Linked DNA regions of Mus musculus: region 1 is linked to region 2. Evidence: chromatin loops called from intact Hi-C (ENCODE). Cell type or tissue: heart. All regions are shown on one strand. Each heading gives the region's core, and the rest is flanking DNA. Links, peaks and the distances in the headings are about the cores only.

Region 1 (8,335 bases), core at 217-8,216, 360 kb after region 2:
TATATAACCACATGCAGGACTGGTGCCTTGCAGAGGTCAGAAGAGCATTTCAGATTCTCTGGAATTAGGGTTACAGATAGTTGGGAGCTGCTGTATGGGTTCTGGGAATCAAACCCAGGTCCTCTGGAAGCACATTTAGTGCTCTTAACTACCGAGCTCTCTCTCTAGCCCCAGTCAAGCTCTTTTCTTCTTCCAGCATGAGTTTCACTGGGGAAATTACAGTTTCTGAGGATCCATTGCTTCAGTCATCTGACAGCCAAAGTGAGGGGCACAGTGCCCCTAGAATAGCTTCAACCCTTCCAGCTGGTCAAGGAAGTGAAGGGTCCCAGTTTGGATGGAGCTTGGAGTTGTGGGATAGAGCAACCTACCACCATACCCTCCCCTCTGCGATAGACTCTATCCCTTCAAACTATAAGCCAAGATAAGCCTTCTTCCCCTGAATTACTCTTGTCAGATATTTGGTCACAACAATCAATAACATCAACGAATACAAAGCCAGTTTCTCTTCTTGTTTTTTTTTTTTAAAGATTTATTTATTTATTATATGTAAGTACACTGTAGCTGTCTTCAGACACACCAGAAGAGGGAATCAGATCTTGTTACAGATGGTTGTGAGCCACCATGTGGTTGCTGGGATTTGAACTAAGGACCTTTGGAAGAGCAGTCGGGTGCTCTTACCTGCTGAGCCATCTCACCAGCCCTCTCTTCTTGTTTTATGATTTAAAACATTTAATGTAATTTCTAAATTTCTGGTAGATTCCCACCCCCACCCCCCACCCCCAAGACAGGGTTTTTCTGTATAGCCCTGGTTGTCCTGGAACTCACTCTGTAGACCAGGTTGGCCTCGAACTCAGAAATCTGCCTGCCTCTGCCTCCCAAGTGCTGGGATTAAAGGTATGTGCCACCACTGCTCGGCTCTGGTAGATTTTTTTAATTGGATATTTTATTTATTTACATTTCAAATGTTATATGCTTTCCCAGTTTCCCCTCCACGACCCCCCATCCCATTCACCTCCCCCTGCTTCTATGAGGGTGCCCCCCCACTCCTCGCTCATCACCCCAACCCTTTCCTACATTGGGGTATCGAGCCTTCACAGGACCAAGGGCCTTCTCTCCCATTGATACTAGATAAAGCCATCCTCTGCTATGTATGCAGCTGGACCATGTTTCGTTCAGGGTCATTTTCATCTCATGGTGTCAAATCTCTTGTGTGCTCAGCCAGCCAGAGAGAGACTCTGATTCATGTTGTAGAAATTTATTTAATCCCAACTTGGGGTTTCTACCCATTCCACCTTAGATCATTTAGTTTCTGGATTAAAAAAAAACCTTTATATTTACAATAAGCCTTAAACAACACAAGAGCTGGGCAGATATGACCCTCTATGATATTAGAATCTACTTCACTATCCATAACCCTGAGTTATTGTTTACTATGTTTCTGGGCTGCCCTTAACTCCAATTGGCCAGCCCTCAGGGCCACACTCTCTTGACTTCTAAACCATAGCAGCTTCTCTTTCCTCCTCCTCCACCTTCTTCCCTTCATCTTCTTCTCCAGCCTCAAGTCTGGAAAACCTAAACCCCACCCATGTCTCTTCTGCCCAACTAATGGCTGTTGGTATCTTTATTTGACAATGAGAAATAACTTGGGGACAGGATCACTTAATTTCTATATGCTGACTCTCCCATCTCTGGGACAACCAGACTTGAGGGCCCAATATTAGCCTTAGAATACAAGCAGCATCAGGCCAACCCAGTACAATTCAAGATGTGGTTTAGCAGACAGCACCCTGGAAAAGGGTACTGGGTTGCAGCTGCACTGTTGGGACTGGATAGACAAAAGCAATTCCAGACAGACTCAGCTGCTGGGAAGGCATCAAAGGAAAAAGATCTTTTAGAAACAGGATGTATGAGAATGTGTGGGTCTGCCAGGACAGTATTCTGGCCAATATCACATTCTGTGTAACAGCTGGGGAAACAAAGGAGACTCAATGGCTTATTTCTATTTCTCCCCAGTGCCAAGGATGGAACCCAGGTTCAGGCACATGCTAAGTATGTGCTACAATACTGAGCTATATCCTATCCTTTTCTAGTAATGCCTTTGTCTTGGGAGGTTTCTCATTAGTGGGGTGCCACTCTGTGAGAACTTCTATGGTGTAAGCTAACATAGCCAATCAGGAGATAACTACAGATTCCCCACAGGCATTCTACAGACAAAGTAAGACTGTAATAATGCCATACAGTCTTCTAGGGAAGGATATCTTTCTTCCTTCCTTTCTTTCTTTCTTTCTTTCTTTCTTTCTTTCTTTCTTTTTTTTTCTGATTTTTTGAGACAGGGTTTCTCTGTGTAGCCCTGGCTGTCCTGGAACTTATGCTGTAGATCAGGCTGGCCTTGAACTCAGAAATTCGCCTGCATCTGCCTCCCAACTGCAGGGGGCGGGGGGGGGGGAGGATATCTTAAAATTATTTCACTTACAACTTCTTTTTACCCAGTATTATTTTCATGACTTGAGGTATATATGGATACTTTAAAAATTACTTTAAAACAATTTGGCGCACACACACACACACACATATGTATATGTATATATATATATATATATATATATATATATATTCACCATTTATTAAAGATGAAAAACAATTTGTATCCTAATGACATGAATGTGCTTGTTTCAACAAAAGGAATTAAATATTGGCTAAACATTTGATACTGTAGGTCACAGAGCATCTTCAGTGCTTTTCAGAGTTGATTGTTTTGACTTTATCATCATCAATGTGGAGAACACTGCTTTGCAAAGATACAGCAAATTCATGTTTAGGGCCATTTCAGAAATTGTTGGAAATTTTGTCCTAAATCCCAGGTCAAAATTCTTTTAATTCTTTAGCAATTCAAATAGTAATTTCAAAATTAGAGTATTCTGGGGGCTGGTTGTGGTGGCACACAGCTTCAATCCCAGCATAAGGGAGGAAGAGGTAAGCAGGTATCTTTGAGTACAAGGCTAGCATGGTCTACAAAGCAAGTTCCAGGCAGCCAGGAGTACCCAGTGACCCCCAAATGAATGTATGAATGAATAGTTAAAATTCAAATATTCTGTTGGGCATAGTGGCTCACACATGTAATCCTAGCATTTAGGGGGCAGAGGCAGGAGGGCTGTTGCAAATTTGAGGCTAGCCAAGTCTACATAGAGAGTTTGAGGCCAGGTGGCTGTACAGTAAGACCCCATCTCAAAAAAAAAAAAAAAAAAAGCCTAAAAAGCAAAACAACAAACAAAACCAACAAAACAAATCACAAAACACCAAAAAAAAAAAACCAACATAAAACGAGTGTTTCTCATAGCCCATTCTTAAACAATAATTCCCACCACTACCAGTTTCATTAAATTCCTTTTGTTTTCATGTTGGAGACAGGAGTTTACTTAGCTCTCTTCATACGCTGCTATTCTTTTCCATCATCTAAGACTCTCCAGTCAATATAGTGTGTGTTGCAATGAAAGCTATCTTCCTTCCTTCTCTAGACGGCGACAATACTAGTCATTTTCACCTCACTTTCTGCTCTCTTCAAGATGGCCAATTGCGATCAATTCCAACCCTCTGACCTTCTCAAAATGACGACGTAGCGACTAGGGACCTCATACTGACGCTTTCAAGATGGCGCCGAGGTCGTAAATCCAAGTCGCAAAATGACGCAAACTCAGCGTCCCTATCAAAGACACTTCCGGTTCTGCTGCCGGGTGGGGGTGGCGGACTCGTAGGGTCTGACTGAGGCCACAGGGAGGCTGCGTCTTGGGACTGGACGCCTTGGCGGGACGATGGACCGAAAGAAAAAGCCTTTGGACGTTACAGCCTCCTCGGTGAGTACAAGTGTGGCTTAGCTCCGTGCTCCGCGTTCCCTCCGCCTGTCTCAGTCGAGAATGGTGACCTAGTTGTTGTCCCACGCAAGTCAGGGGCCTGGACTGCCCATCTGACAAGGATCCTGACCGACCCTTTCCCCGCAGAGACCCTCCTCAGCTTCCTTACTCACAGGATCCTGAACTCGGCTCCGCCAGGCGCCTGGGCTCCGTTCCCCTCGAACCCAGGCGGGTCTCGGACGCCATCCTCCCAGGGATCTCAGGGCGCATCCTGCGGGTCAGCCGCCGCCACAGCCGGCTCTCTGTCCGCAGGGACTTGGAGGACGAGCCCTTCCTGGGTTCTCCACTAGTCCAAAGCCCTTCTCGAGCACTGGGATATGATTTGTCTTCCCAGGGCTCCCAGGGTCCCCCCCAGCAGGATCCAGACAAGTTAGCTAGTGCCTTGTGGGATGGGGTACCCGGGCCAGTAAGGTCTGACAGGATGTAAGGAGTTTTGCTAACTTAACCACTCTCAGCAGAAAACTTGTAAACACTGTACACATTTTGTGTCCGTGCTTCATATGTGTGCTGCCATCGAGTCCTCAGAAGTGCTTTTGAGTGTAGGTGGTATTAATTGTCACTCTTAATGGATAATGAAGTTGACACCCAAAGGTGAATCCCGTTTTCCTCAATGTACACACAGATTTGTTGTGTGAGAAGCCAGGCTCAGTTTGATTGACTGCAAAATGGTGCCTTTTCTGATTGTTCAAAACATCTAATGTATCAAATTTTTTGTTGGAATTTGTTTTTTAATATAGAAAAATTGGTCTTAGTAATCATGTTTGCTTGGATTCAGTGCTTGCAAACTGAATTAATCAGGAAGTATATGCGCATGCGCTTAACTTTAGCACATAAGTGTCAGAGACAAGTGGACAGAGGCCACTGTAAGTCAGAGGCCAGCCTGAGCTACATAGTTCCAGTATAGCCAGAGCTACACAGTGAGACCCTGTCTTTAAAAACCAAACCAAAGTTAACTTGTCTGGAGGATAATGTTTTTAATAATTATAACACAAACGAAGTCCCGGAATTGATTGGTCATTTTGTGATTCAGATGTAGTTGTAGAATAGAAAGATATATAGCTAGGTAATTGATACATTTACAAAGTTAAAATCCTCCTCTTCCTCCTCCTCCTCCTCCTCCTCCTCCTCCTTCTTCTTCAGAATTTTAAATATTGGGTCCTGGAATGAAACTCCTTTACATTGTTAACATCCCTGCCAATAGTACCTTTAAGTGGATTTCTTTCAAATAGAAATTACTGAACTCAGTTATTTAAAAACAAACAAACAAACAAACAAACAAAAAAAGGTTTTTGGGGCTGGAGAGATAGGTTAAGAGCACTGGCAGCTCTTTCAGACGACCATGGTTTATTTCCAGCACCCACATGGTGGCTCTAAACTGTAGGTTCAGTTCCAGGAGATCTCTCTCTCTCTCTCTCTCTCTCTCTCTCTCACACACACACACACAACAACAACAACAACAACAACAAATGCACACTAAAAACCAAAAAGGAATCATTAAAAACATTTTTTAAAGATTTTAAATTTTGTGTATAATTGTTTTCCCTTTGTATATGCAATACATGTATGCCTGGTGTGGAACTGGACTTAATATGTGGATGGTCGTATGCCACCATGTGGGTGCTAGGAACCTACCCTGAGTCTTGTGCTCTTTAACTGCTGACCTTTAACTTCAGCCTCGGAGTTCTCGCTGCCCCATTCTCTTCACCCGAGCTCCCCTCTCCCATTTGCTTATTTATTTTACATATGTGAGTACACTGTCCCTGTCTTTAGACACACATTGGAGCCCATTGTAGATGGTTGTGAACCATCATGTAGTTGCCAGGAATTGGACTCAGGACCTCTGGAAGAGCATTCAGTGCTCTTAACCTCTGAGCCATCTCTCCAGCCCAAACATTGTGTTTCTTGTTCATGTTCAGGAAGCTCAAATCTCCCTTGGAGAATTACTGTTGCTTAGCAATCCAGTCACCTGCCAGAATTGAGTTAAATATTGTTCTCTTTCTTATTTTATTCTAGTTGGTAGATCTTAAGGCGGAGCTCTTTCGAAAACAAGAAGAATTCAAACAAGAAAAACTTCTAAAAGATTCTGGAGTTTTTGGAAAACCAAAGACAATTAATAAGGTAAAAATATCTCTACCAATTCCAAACATTGGGAGAATTGTATTATATTTTAAGTTTTTGAAAAATGTTAGTTGTTATCTGTAAATAAGTAAATGTTAAAGGAAAAAAAATTCCTGATTGAATATTTGCATAAATTTTGTTAAATATTAAAATTAGTAAGATTATTTAGTACTCTTTAAAAATTTTTATTTTACTAATGTATGTTGTGTGTATGTGCACTTGTGTGAATACATATGTCATGTGTGCATGTGTGTGTCACCTGTGCATGGGTGCCTTCAGAGACCAGAAAAGGGTCTTAGATCCCCTGAAAATGGAGTTATTTGTGGTAGTAGGACAAGCAGTTTGGGTGCTAGGAACTGAAGTTCCTCTGCAAGAGCAATAAGCCGTCATAAAGAATGCTAAGTTGTCTTTCCAGTTCCAATATTTGTCTTTAATATGCTGTTAGTAAGTGGATTGTTTACATTCTCATGGAAGATTAGCATGTATTTTGTATTCAGACAGAGATAAACAACTGTAAAATTTAGAAATAGACTTAAAATCTGAAAGAGTTTAGTAAGAGTTTGCAATTTTTTATAGGTAGTAATCTACCATATTCCTTTGCATTCTGCTCATGTTCATTGGAATATTGAATGGTATAGTAATCCGTCAGGGGTAAAAGTCAATTGAGAAAGGACCTCAGTGATGTTCAAAAGGACTTTATGTGATTTAGGACTTGTTTACAGCTCCAGCTTTGTCATATGCTGATGGAGGCTGTAAATTAGTTGTCAGAGTAAGTAGTTCTCTGATGATTCATGAGGTGTAAGGATTTTCTGTGATTTTGATGTATATGAGTTGTTTATTTTGTGACCATGTGGTTTTATTTTATTCTTTTGAATCATTCTGCAGAAGCCAAGTATCTGGAGCAAACAAAATGCAGGTGTTACAAGTCGAGCAGAGAAAGATGCGGAACAAAAGCTTGAGGAGCAGAAGACTCTAGACAAAGCAAGGTAGTTACTCCTGAGCGGGAAGCTACCAAACAAAGAAATAGACATTCAGATGCTGCCCTTCCTGTTGTGCATCCTTTTAGCCCAATACTCCACAGTGTGAATACGACGTCCCTTGATATCCGAGGGGTTTTGGTTGGTCCTGGAACCCTCTGCCTCATATCAAAGCTGACAGATGCTCAAAATTGATAACATGGTGTGGTTTGTGAAAGTATTCATCATACTTTAAAGTCTTTCTAGATTCCTTGCTATGCCTAAAATGGTGCAATTGCTATATAAATAGTTGTTATTCTGTATTTTTTTAGGGAATGCCAAGAAAGAAGATCTGTATAGACAGATACACAGTATACATTAGCAACAATGTAACATTGTTTTGTAATATTGTTTCTTTTCCTAAGTTTCTTTTCCTATTGTTTCTTTTCCTATTGTTTCTTCTCCAGTAAGTTGAATCTGGAGATAGGACTCTGGATATGAAGGGCCAACTCTTCTAAAATATTGTAATTTACACAGGGCCAACTCTTCTAAAATATTGTAATTTACACATATCTACAAAAAGAAAAAAATAATTCAGTTTAGAAAATGAAATAGGGTCCTGTTTTGAGCTTTTATCACACTAAATCTGTCAACATTTTTTTTTTAAAGTTGGAAAATAACTTGATTTGTTCTGGGAGTTGGCCAGCATCTTCTCAGAACTTCTGGAACTGCTTCTTGGTGCTGGCAGCCTTGGTGAACTTGCACACAGTTAAAGCATACTGCCTTACTCAGGGCCCTACACCCTCCCACAGTGATGATGGCTGTGCATCCCTGAAAAGGGGACAGGTGTACAGATAGAGTTTTCTATGGTGCTTCTCAATTGATTGTACCTTTGGATGTGGTGGATATAGTTCCAGCAGATGACTGTGATCCAATGTGTCTTCATCTTGGTCACGATACCAGACAGGCTCCAACATTGGTTGGCAATGTTACCAATGAAGAGGCATTTCTTGTCTATTTAGGAGCCCTCAGTGGCTTTATTGAGCATCTTGAAGCCTAAACCAATGTTTTTGTAGTACTCAGGGAGCCTTTCCTCACTAGTTTCTGTCAGCACAACCCACTTCTTGTTTTAAAAGACTATGAGCTGCTTCTGGTGAGCATGCTCAGTCTGCATGTCTACCGTCTTTCTGACAGCCGAGAAAATGAAAAAGCTATACCAACAAATTTTGTTGTTGTTTGGTTGGTTTTTCGAGACAAGGCTTCTCTGTGTAGCCCTGGCTGTCCTAGAATTTGCTCTGTAGACCAGGCTTGAACTCAGAGATCTACCTGCCTCTGCATCTGGAATTAAAGGCA
Region 2 (8,335 bases), core at 151-8,150:
TTGACTTTGGGAAGATAGATGAGCTTTAAGACTCCAAAGAGGTATGGGTGATGGTGGCATGTCTTTAGTCCCAGCACTAGGGAAGCAGAGGCAGGTGGGTCACTGCAGATTCGAGGCCAGTCCAGTCTGTAGACTTGTAAGAGAGAGTTTCAAACAGCTAGGGCTACACAGAGAAGCCCTGTCCTGAAAACAGGGTGGGGGTTGGCGAAGACTCCAAAAGGGAGTGCTGAATTATTAAATCAACCCATTTCTATCGTTCACTGTTTGTCTTGCTGACTGTTTGGGTACGTATTTATCTTCTCAGAAAATATAGTTTTGTTTGTGGGGGAGGCAAAGACTCTTTGGTTAGATTTAAATGAAACAGTAATTTAATTAAACTAAAATTCACATGAGACAAACATTTGTTTTTATGCTAGATAAAACACTAATTCTTGTTTTGTTTTCTTTCTTTTTTTTTTTTTTTAATTTCAAAGACAGGGTCTAGAACTTGTGGTGATTCTCCTGCCTCAGCAATTTCCAGGTTTTAAACATTTAGATACAATGGCAAACAAAACACTGAGAAAATAGTGTCCTAAGCAGTAGCAAATTTGTCATTTGAAAGGCACAGAGTTTGGTTCTGTGTTTGAAAAGGTGGAGGATGTAACGGAAAAGAATTACATTATACTTATTATCCTTAGGGTTTCTACTGCTGCGACAAAACACTATGACCAAAGCAACTTGGGGAGGAAAGGGTTTGTTTGCCTTATATTTCCACAGCATTGTTCACCACTCAAGGAACCTGGAGGCAGGAACCTGAAGGCAGGAACCTGGAGGCAGGAGCTGATGCAAAAGCCATGGAGGGGTGCTGTTTACAGGGTTGCTCCCCATGTTTTGCTCAGTCCTGTAGATGTCAGGACCACTAGCCCAGGGATAACCCCACCCATAATTCTGGGCCCTCCCACATCTATCACTAATTACGAAAATGACTTATAAGTCTGCCTACGACTGGATCTTATGCAGACACTTAATTGAGTTTCCCTCCTCTCCCATGACTTTAGCTTGTGTCAATTTGATATAAAACTATCCGGCACACTTAAAGTATCAAAACTCTGAATACCCAGGGGAGCCTGGTGGTATTCACCTGTGAGTCAAGCACTAGGAGAGTGAGGAAAAATGATTCCCAAAAGTTATAGGCCAGCCTGGGCTACAAAGCAAAGATTCTGTCTCAAAAAAATAAACTACGCCAAGCCAAACCAAACAACCCTGAATAGCCTGCTATGAAATGATTAAATCACCCTATGACATATAACATTGTGTTGTTATTAATGCAGAGTCTTCCTGTGTAGCCCTGACTGGCCTGGCACTCACTATGGAGACCAGGCTGTCCGTGAATTCATAGAGATCCACCTGCCTCTGCCTTCTCAGTGCTGGGATTAAGGGTGCACCTCCATGCCTGATTTAATTAAATCATTATTAAAATAAAGAATCATGACATGATATGAACATGAAGTGTTGTTTTTGCTGAGTATGGAATACACAGCAAGGAAATCGACCATCATTCTGCAGCAGTAATCACTAGAAGACAGAAACAGGTGGCTTTTCAGTATTCTTTGCTGTGTTTATTTTCTGCAGGACACAACGGGGGAAGGAAGCCTCTCAAACAATATCCAGATAAGTTTCCAAACCTGAGAGCTATCTAACATACCTAACCAGTCTCCTTGAACTCAATGTCACTTCAACAGTTCCAGAATTACCACTGTGGCTTGGTCATTCAGCTACTGAGACTTAAGGGCAAGCACCTTCTCCCAAGACCCTTAGGATGAATTCAAATTCCTTAGCATGATCTCCAGGCTGAGGTCCTTGCCCTTCGGTCACCTCAAGTCCCAGCACTCACCTCTTCATTCTGAGTCTAGCCACGAGTCTTTCAGCATCCTGTTTTCTCTGCATAGGAATACTTACCTACCCCAACCCCATGCCACCGAACTCCTTATGAAGAGCTCAAAATTAACATAGTAACTGGTTATAATACCCGGTACTGACAGCTTCTTCCTCATACTGGTGGCAGTCTGATTAGAGCAACCAGATTTACTCCCCACCATGTGAATTTGCTTTTCATTCTCTCTTTTTAAAATCTTGTCATGTTCACCTGACTTGCCTTCCCCAAGAATCTCAGCATCCTACCAGCAGGAACTCTGCCTGCTTCATTTACTAGTATATTCCCAGGACTTTGGGCAGTGGCTGGGAATCCCTGAATAAATAATAGAGAAACTAATAAATTTCCCAATGAAGATAATACAGAGGGGGGTAAAAAATGAAGAGGAGCCGCCCACTCAGCAGCAAGGTGAGTATGATGTTCTTTGTTGCCAGCCAAGGACAAAAAGTGCCAAGCCTCATCTTCCTTTGCATGCACAGGGGTGCTCTTCAAATCCGCTGTGTAGAAGCTACCTAACCTCCTAGCAGACACTCAAGAAGCAATGAGCCAGTGAATAAGCTGAAGCTTCTTAAGCATGGAGTAAGCCCGCTCCTCTGAAGCTTAGCAAATATCAGCATCTCCTAGTGGACAGTGAAGCTATGACCTCTATGTAATCAGATTCCAGGGCAGTGGGCGGCACAGGGTGGGTGGGGTGAGGGTCACTGAACTAGTCCCGCTTTCTACCTAGTTACTTTAAAAGGTCTAGTTCTCCCTTCTCTCGCAGCATGCATTTTACACCTGAGCACTTGCTGCCTCTTCAAGAGAACCCAGGTTCAATTCCCAGCACCCACACTGCAGCTCCCAAATCCAGTTCTGGGGGACCCAACACCTCATCTAGCCTCTGCAGGCACAACTCACACATGGTGCACTGACATGCATGCAGGCAAACACCCATACCCATAAAATAAAAGATAATAAAGTAGAATTTTTTTTCAGGGAAAGAAAAAAAAAGAGGAAGAACAAAACAGGATATTGAGGGAAATGAGACTTGGTTTTATGAAGGTTACATTTTTTTCCTCAGACAATCAGATAAGAAGATCACTGAAGAATAAGAGGTTGACAGGGCAGTAACTGGGATTCTGTGGTAGTTGGTTCCCAGGAATGACTACTTTATGATGATCATGGAGTGAGTGTCTTAGACCTGAAGCAGAGAAGAAATTAGCCCCATCAAATATCCATGATGAACATTCTAAGCCAAAGAAACACCAAAGGCCAGCCTCCAGATAAATATACAGCATATCTAAAGAGCAGAAAGCAGGTCACTAAAGAACCAGGCATCTGCAATCCCTGTGATCAGGAGGATTAGACCGGAAGTCAGACTTCTAGACCAGCCAGCTGTTTAAATAAACAGGAAAAAAAAAAATCAAAATAAGAATATCTGAAACGGAAAGATCCAGATTTCTAGGCCAGCCTGCTGTTTAAAATAAACAGGAAAAAATCAAAACAAGAATATTTGGAAAGGAGACAGAATTGTGACAGCCTCTAAATCCTGTAGGAAACCAGCTAAGTGAGGAAGATGCTATACTTGCAGAGCGCAAGTCTGAGGGGGTTTTAGATAAGAAGACAGAGGCATGAGGTTTTGTTGTTCTACATCCGTTTGGCTGCTAGATGATGACCTGAGGCAGACAGATGAGAGGAAGCCAGAAAAGAAGCAACGTGAAGTTCACTTACTCAATTGTGGACAGGATCTCCAGCTATAAAATTAAAGAGAATTAGGTACAGATTTCATTGGTTCCGAAGCTGACTGGACTTGCTGCCGAACTGGCAGTTAAGAAAAGGTGTGATTTATTGAAATGGAACAACTGGAGGATGGATTTGTTTAAGAGGGAAGATGGAAGTTTTGCTTTGTTCAAGATCTAGGTAAGAAGCGCATTCTAGCCAGGGCGCAGTGGCAGACACGGGTTAATCCTAGCTCTAGGGAGGCAGAGACAGGTGGATCTCTTGAGTTTGAGGCCAACCCGGTCTACAAAGTAAGATCCAGAACAGCCAGGGCTACACAGAGAAACCTTGTCCGGAAAAACAAAGCAACAACAACAAAGCACATCCTAAACTCTGGAGTTACACTGGATGGCAGTCGGGAATTTGGAGAGAGATCTCGCACGCACTAGAGTCTCCCTCCGTCTTGGTTTTGGGGTCTCCTTGAGACACCTGGTAACTGCGAAGCTTTCTGCTGCTCAGCCTTCAACACTTGCTTAGAGGCTGAACTTGGCTCTAATGGTTAACAGAGGGGTTTAAGGCTGATAGCAGAGGCCCTCGGGGACGCCGCGCACCCGGCCGTGGAGACCTTGCCACAGGCGCAGATCCGCTCCGCCGCCCGCACCAGCCTCAGCCACCACTGCCTGGCATGTTGCAGACTCGGCCTCTCACCCGCAACGCTCTCCTCGTGCCGGGCTACTTTGTTGTCCTCGGTTTTCTGGCCCCGCTTCCGCCGCCTTCCGTCTGCGGTGCGCTTTGGGGCCATGCTAGCCAGAGGCGTTCCTCGGGACTACCGCGCAGGACGCCGCAGGTCTCCGCGTGCCCGCCCCGCCCGGAGGCGGGCCACGCCTGGCCGCGCCCCCAGCCCAGGGTAGGACCACGCCCTCGAAGGAAGCCCCGCCCCCATGCAAACTACGAGGGCGCGAAGGGACAAAAATAATATAGTTCGCCTTCAGTGCGTGGCGGCCTAAGGTTTCTGAGTTCCTGTTCCCGCGAGAGGTGGAAAGGGCGCAGCGTTTGAAACATGGCGGACGACGTAGATCAGGTAAGTTTGACCTGAGGCGTTCGAAGAGGAAATGCTTTCGCTTCTCGCTTTTTCCACGCTTCCCGTGGGATGGCCCTTTTCTTTTTTTCCGAGTCACCACGGCCTTCCGTAGCCGGGCCTGCTCCTGAAACCTCCGTAGGCCCAGAGTTTCTCAACCCGCCCGTCTACCCATCGCGCTCGTCGTCGCCCTTTCTCTGTAGAATGAATGCAGGCGGCTGGAGATGCCCATCTCTGGGAGCTAGCTGTCGGGATTCCGACAGAAAGCGGGAGGTCGTAGCAGGACACCAGTTTAGCAATCCGAGTGAACACGGGGGGCACAGGCAGTGGTTCCCTTGGAGTGAATTACGAGGGGAGGTCAGAGGAAAGGTGCAGTTCTAGGAGATGGAGAAACTGCTAGAGATGGAGTATGAAGAAAACAAGCAAAGATCTGGTACACAGGCCAACAGAAGGGCCTACGGGCCTCTGCACCTACCCTTCCCTATTTCTTAGGTAGCTGGTGTACCTTGGCCACCAAAATGTCTTTCACACCCTCACATGCACACACAGCCCCTGCACACACACACACACACACACACACACACACACACACACACGTACGTACGTGCTACCCTACTGTGTTTCTCTCCAGAGCATGTTGTTTTAAATATGTATAGCCCCTGCACACACACACACACACACACACACACACACGTATGTACGTACGTACGTGCTACCCTACTGTGTTTCTCTCCAGAGCATGTTGTTTTAAATATGTATTTATTTAAAGTGTTTCTTCCACAACTAGAGTGTAAGTTCCTTAATGGGGATTTATTGGGGCTGGAGAGGTGGCTTGGCAGATAAGAGCGCTTGCTGATCTTGGAGACAACCCTGGTTGTGTACTAGCACCCACATGCTGCTCTCTCAGCTGACCAGTGATTGAAACACCACCCGGCCTCTGTATCCTATGAGTAAGCCTTTGCCTTTCCTCAGCAACAGACCACCAATACCGTAGAGGAGCCCCTGGATCTGATCAGGCTCAGCCTGGATGAGCGAATTTATGTGAAAATGAGAAATGACCGAGAGCTTCGAGGCAGACTACACGTAAGTCTGTTAAAACATCTCAGAGCCAGAGGCTGCATCCTACCTCCTTACAAATTAGAACTGCAGTGTAAACTTACTTTTTTGAATTTCTTTTGGGAATTGGAAAATCCTTCTATTCACTTTTAAAATATGTTTTCCTTAACCAGAATGGTTTTTTAGAGAGGGGTGGGACTCCGGTGAGACAGAACAAGGCATCTGATCCCCTGGAGCTAGAGTTACAGACTGTTGTGAGCTGCCTGATACGCTCAGGTCCTGTTCAGGAATCCAGTGCTCTTAGCTTGAGCATCTCTCCAACCATAGAGAACACTTTCGTTTCCTTCAGTTTTGTCTTCTGCTTATTTATGAATAAACTTGTTTGTTCTCTTGGGTTTAGACAAGGTCATACTAGAAAACCTGGCTAGCTTCAAACTCCAGCTCCCTCTGCCTCTCTCCTGAGAGCTGGGATTACAGACATGCTCTTCATTCTTGGCATTGTCCTGGATTTTTTAAAGTTATTGGATAGGGTATTTTAGCTTTTGACATATAAAGCTCTGTTTTGTCATGAAAAGAATTAAATAGCAGGCTAGAGATAGTTTGCCTAGCATGCGGCAAAGCCCCTACCCTAGCACTACCCAAAAAAAAAAAAACAAAAACAAAAACAACTTCATAGAAATGGGTAAAATTAAAGGCGAAGTTCCATTTTTCTCTATGTCTGACCACTGTTCAAAGTTGGCTGCATAGTCGTCTGCATGTGTATATGCCACCTGTGTCTGAAGGGGAGCCTAGTGAGGAACGGAGGCATGTGCCATGGTTCCAGTACTTAGAGGACCAAGGCAGGACGATCATATATTTGAGGCCAGTCTGGCCTACATAGTGAAACCTTGTCTCATATGTACACACTTTTTTCACATGTTTTTTGTGTGGAATAATTACACAGCTGACACAACGCCACAGGATACAGGATTCTGTGTCAGACTTCAGTCTCCCCCCCCCCCCCCAGCTATAAAGCTGCAATGGGTACTTTCACAGATATTGCTTGTGCACATTTATATGTCTGAGGAATTGGTCCCATCATTGTGTACTTAAGGTTTTGTCTCCTCTTGTTACTTCCCTCAGGGCTGTTTGTTTACAACAGGAATTGAAATAAGTCTTTTAGTTCAGGCTTAGAAATTAGAAACAACCCTCTACTGACAGTGACAGAGCCACTGTAGGGGACCAGGCCATCCCACTTCAGTCTCAGTCTTAGAAATTCATGTTCTTTCATGAAACCCAAGGATAAAGAATTGATCTACAAGCTGGCCTTGTGGGAACAGCAGTGTCAGTTTGGTGAGAAATGTGGGATGATGCTAAATTGCATGGCACTCTGGTGCACGGAATGATCCCCAGGCCAGACTGTGGCCTCTAACTTGGAGTTGTCTGCAGCTCTTACCTCTGCAGTAACGGCCCAGCTTTCTGTTTCCTCCCTGCTCTCCAGATGAGTTGCTCATTTGTGTAGCTGCCAAGCAGTTCCTTCCCAGTGTGGCTGTTAGGCTATTTTTAATCTTGATATGAGCAGGCAAAAGCGCTTAGCACTTTGTTAGAAGAACATGCAGTGGGTTCTGAACAAGCCCCAGGAGGTTTGCTGTTTAGTAAAAGGAATGAACTTTGGAGATTGCACTGAACACTGCGGTTGAAATCCTTCCTGATTGAGCCCACAGATGCCAAAGCACGTTAAATTCTGGATAAGTTATAAATGGGCAAAGTGGAGGTGGGACAGATGGTTGGTGGGTAAAGTGTAAGGACTAGAGTTTAGCTCCCCAGCACCTGTGGAAACACCAAAGCAAGCTGGCTAGCTAGACAGTCAGCAAGCTCTTATGTTCGACCGAGAGGCACCATCTTAACACATTATGTGGGGAGCAACTGAGGAAGGCATTCAGCTTCAACCTCTGGCATCCACACACATGTAAACATGTAGTACACATGTACACCACACACATACCCATGTCCACAAAAATGGGTCAAATTTTGCTGCACCTGTTTTGTTGTGAGCATCGAATGACAGTGTCCTTGCTTGAGAACCATGGTCCTATCACACAGCAAGTGACAGGACTTTATGCTGCTTAGTATCTCAAAAGAAGTCTGACAGAATTTGCTGTTTTTTCATAATAAACTATTGTGACTGGTGGGACCGCCTTGGGTAACAAGTGAAGGCGATGCTTAAGTGTTCTTGGGTTGCATTGAGTGGACTCACTTTTTATCATAAGCAGTATTGTCACTGGGAATGGCTTGTAAAGACATGATAGGCTAGCACAGAGGGTGTTTGTTATTTGCATGTAAAATTTTGGGTGTAAGTATTGAACCTGTTACTTAAAATCCACTTGTATCTTTTGAGCCATGTTACTTGTTTCTCATATCTCACCCTCCCACTTCAGGCTTATGATCAACATTTAAATATGATCCTGGGAGATGTAGAAGAAACTGTGACAACGATAGAGATTGATGAGGAGACATATGAAGAGATATATAAAGTGAGTCCTGCAAGTCTTTGCTTTGACAATGTCAGTTCTCAACATGCAACAGCTTAACACATATTTGTGGAAAGCCCA

What was found. Peaks named below come from ENCODE experiments on the same cell type or tissue, not always from the same donor. Only the 100,000 strongest peaks of a DNase experiment are listed, where the experiment ranks them.
Region 1: a loop joins it to region 2, with 4 times the contacts of the local background. A loop is called at or near these places in 5 of 42 quality-filtered maps.

What each region holds. Positions count from the first base shown.
Region 1 is chr6:91,874,336-91,882,670 of GRCm38, forward strand. Ccdc174 (coiled-coil domain containing 174) reads left to right here and starts at 3,718. Exons shown (of 11, transcript NM_172730.2): 1 at 3,718-3,851; 2 at 5,922-6,026; 3 at 6,912-7,012. The coding sequence starts at 3,810. In heart, for the core only: no CTCF peak of the experiment used is centred there; a DNase peak (open chromatin) is centred at 3,696; H3K4me3 peaks cover 1,877 bases; H3K27ac peaks cover 1,571 bases; H3K27me3 peaks cover 186 bases.
Region 2 is chr6:91,511,388-91,519,722 of GRCm38, forward strand. Xpc (xeroderma pigmentosum, complementation group C) reads right to left here and starts at 4,501. Exons shown (of 16, transcript NM_009531.2): 1 at 4,319-4,501. The coding sequence starts at 4,412. It overlaps Lsm3 (LSM3 homolog, U6 small nuclear RNA and mRNA degradation associated), which reads left to right and starts at 4,648. Exons shown (of 4, transcript NM_026309.2): 1 at 4,648-4,691; 2 at 5,661-5,771; 3 at 8,162-8,257. The coding sequence starts at 4,671. In heart, for the core only: a CTCF peak has its summit at 4,408; a DNase peak (open chromatin) is centred at 4,604; H3K4me3 peaks cover 2,663 bases; H3K27ac peaks cover 1,517 bases.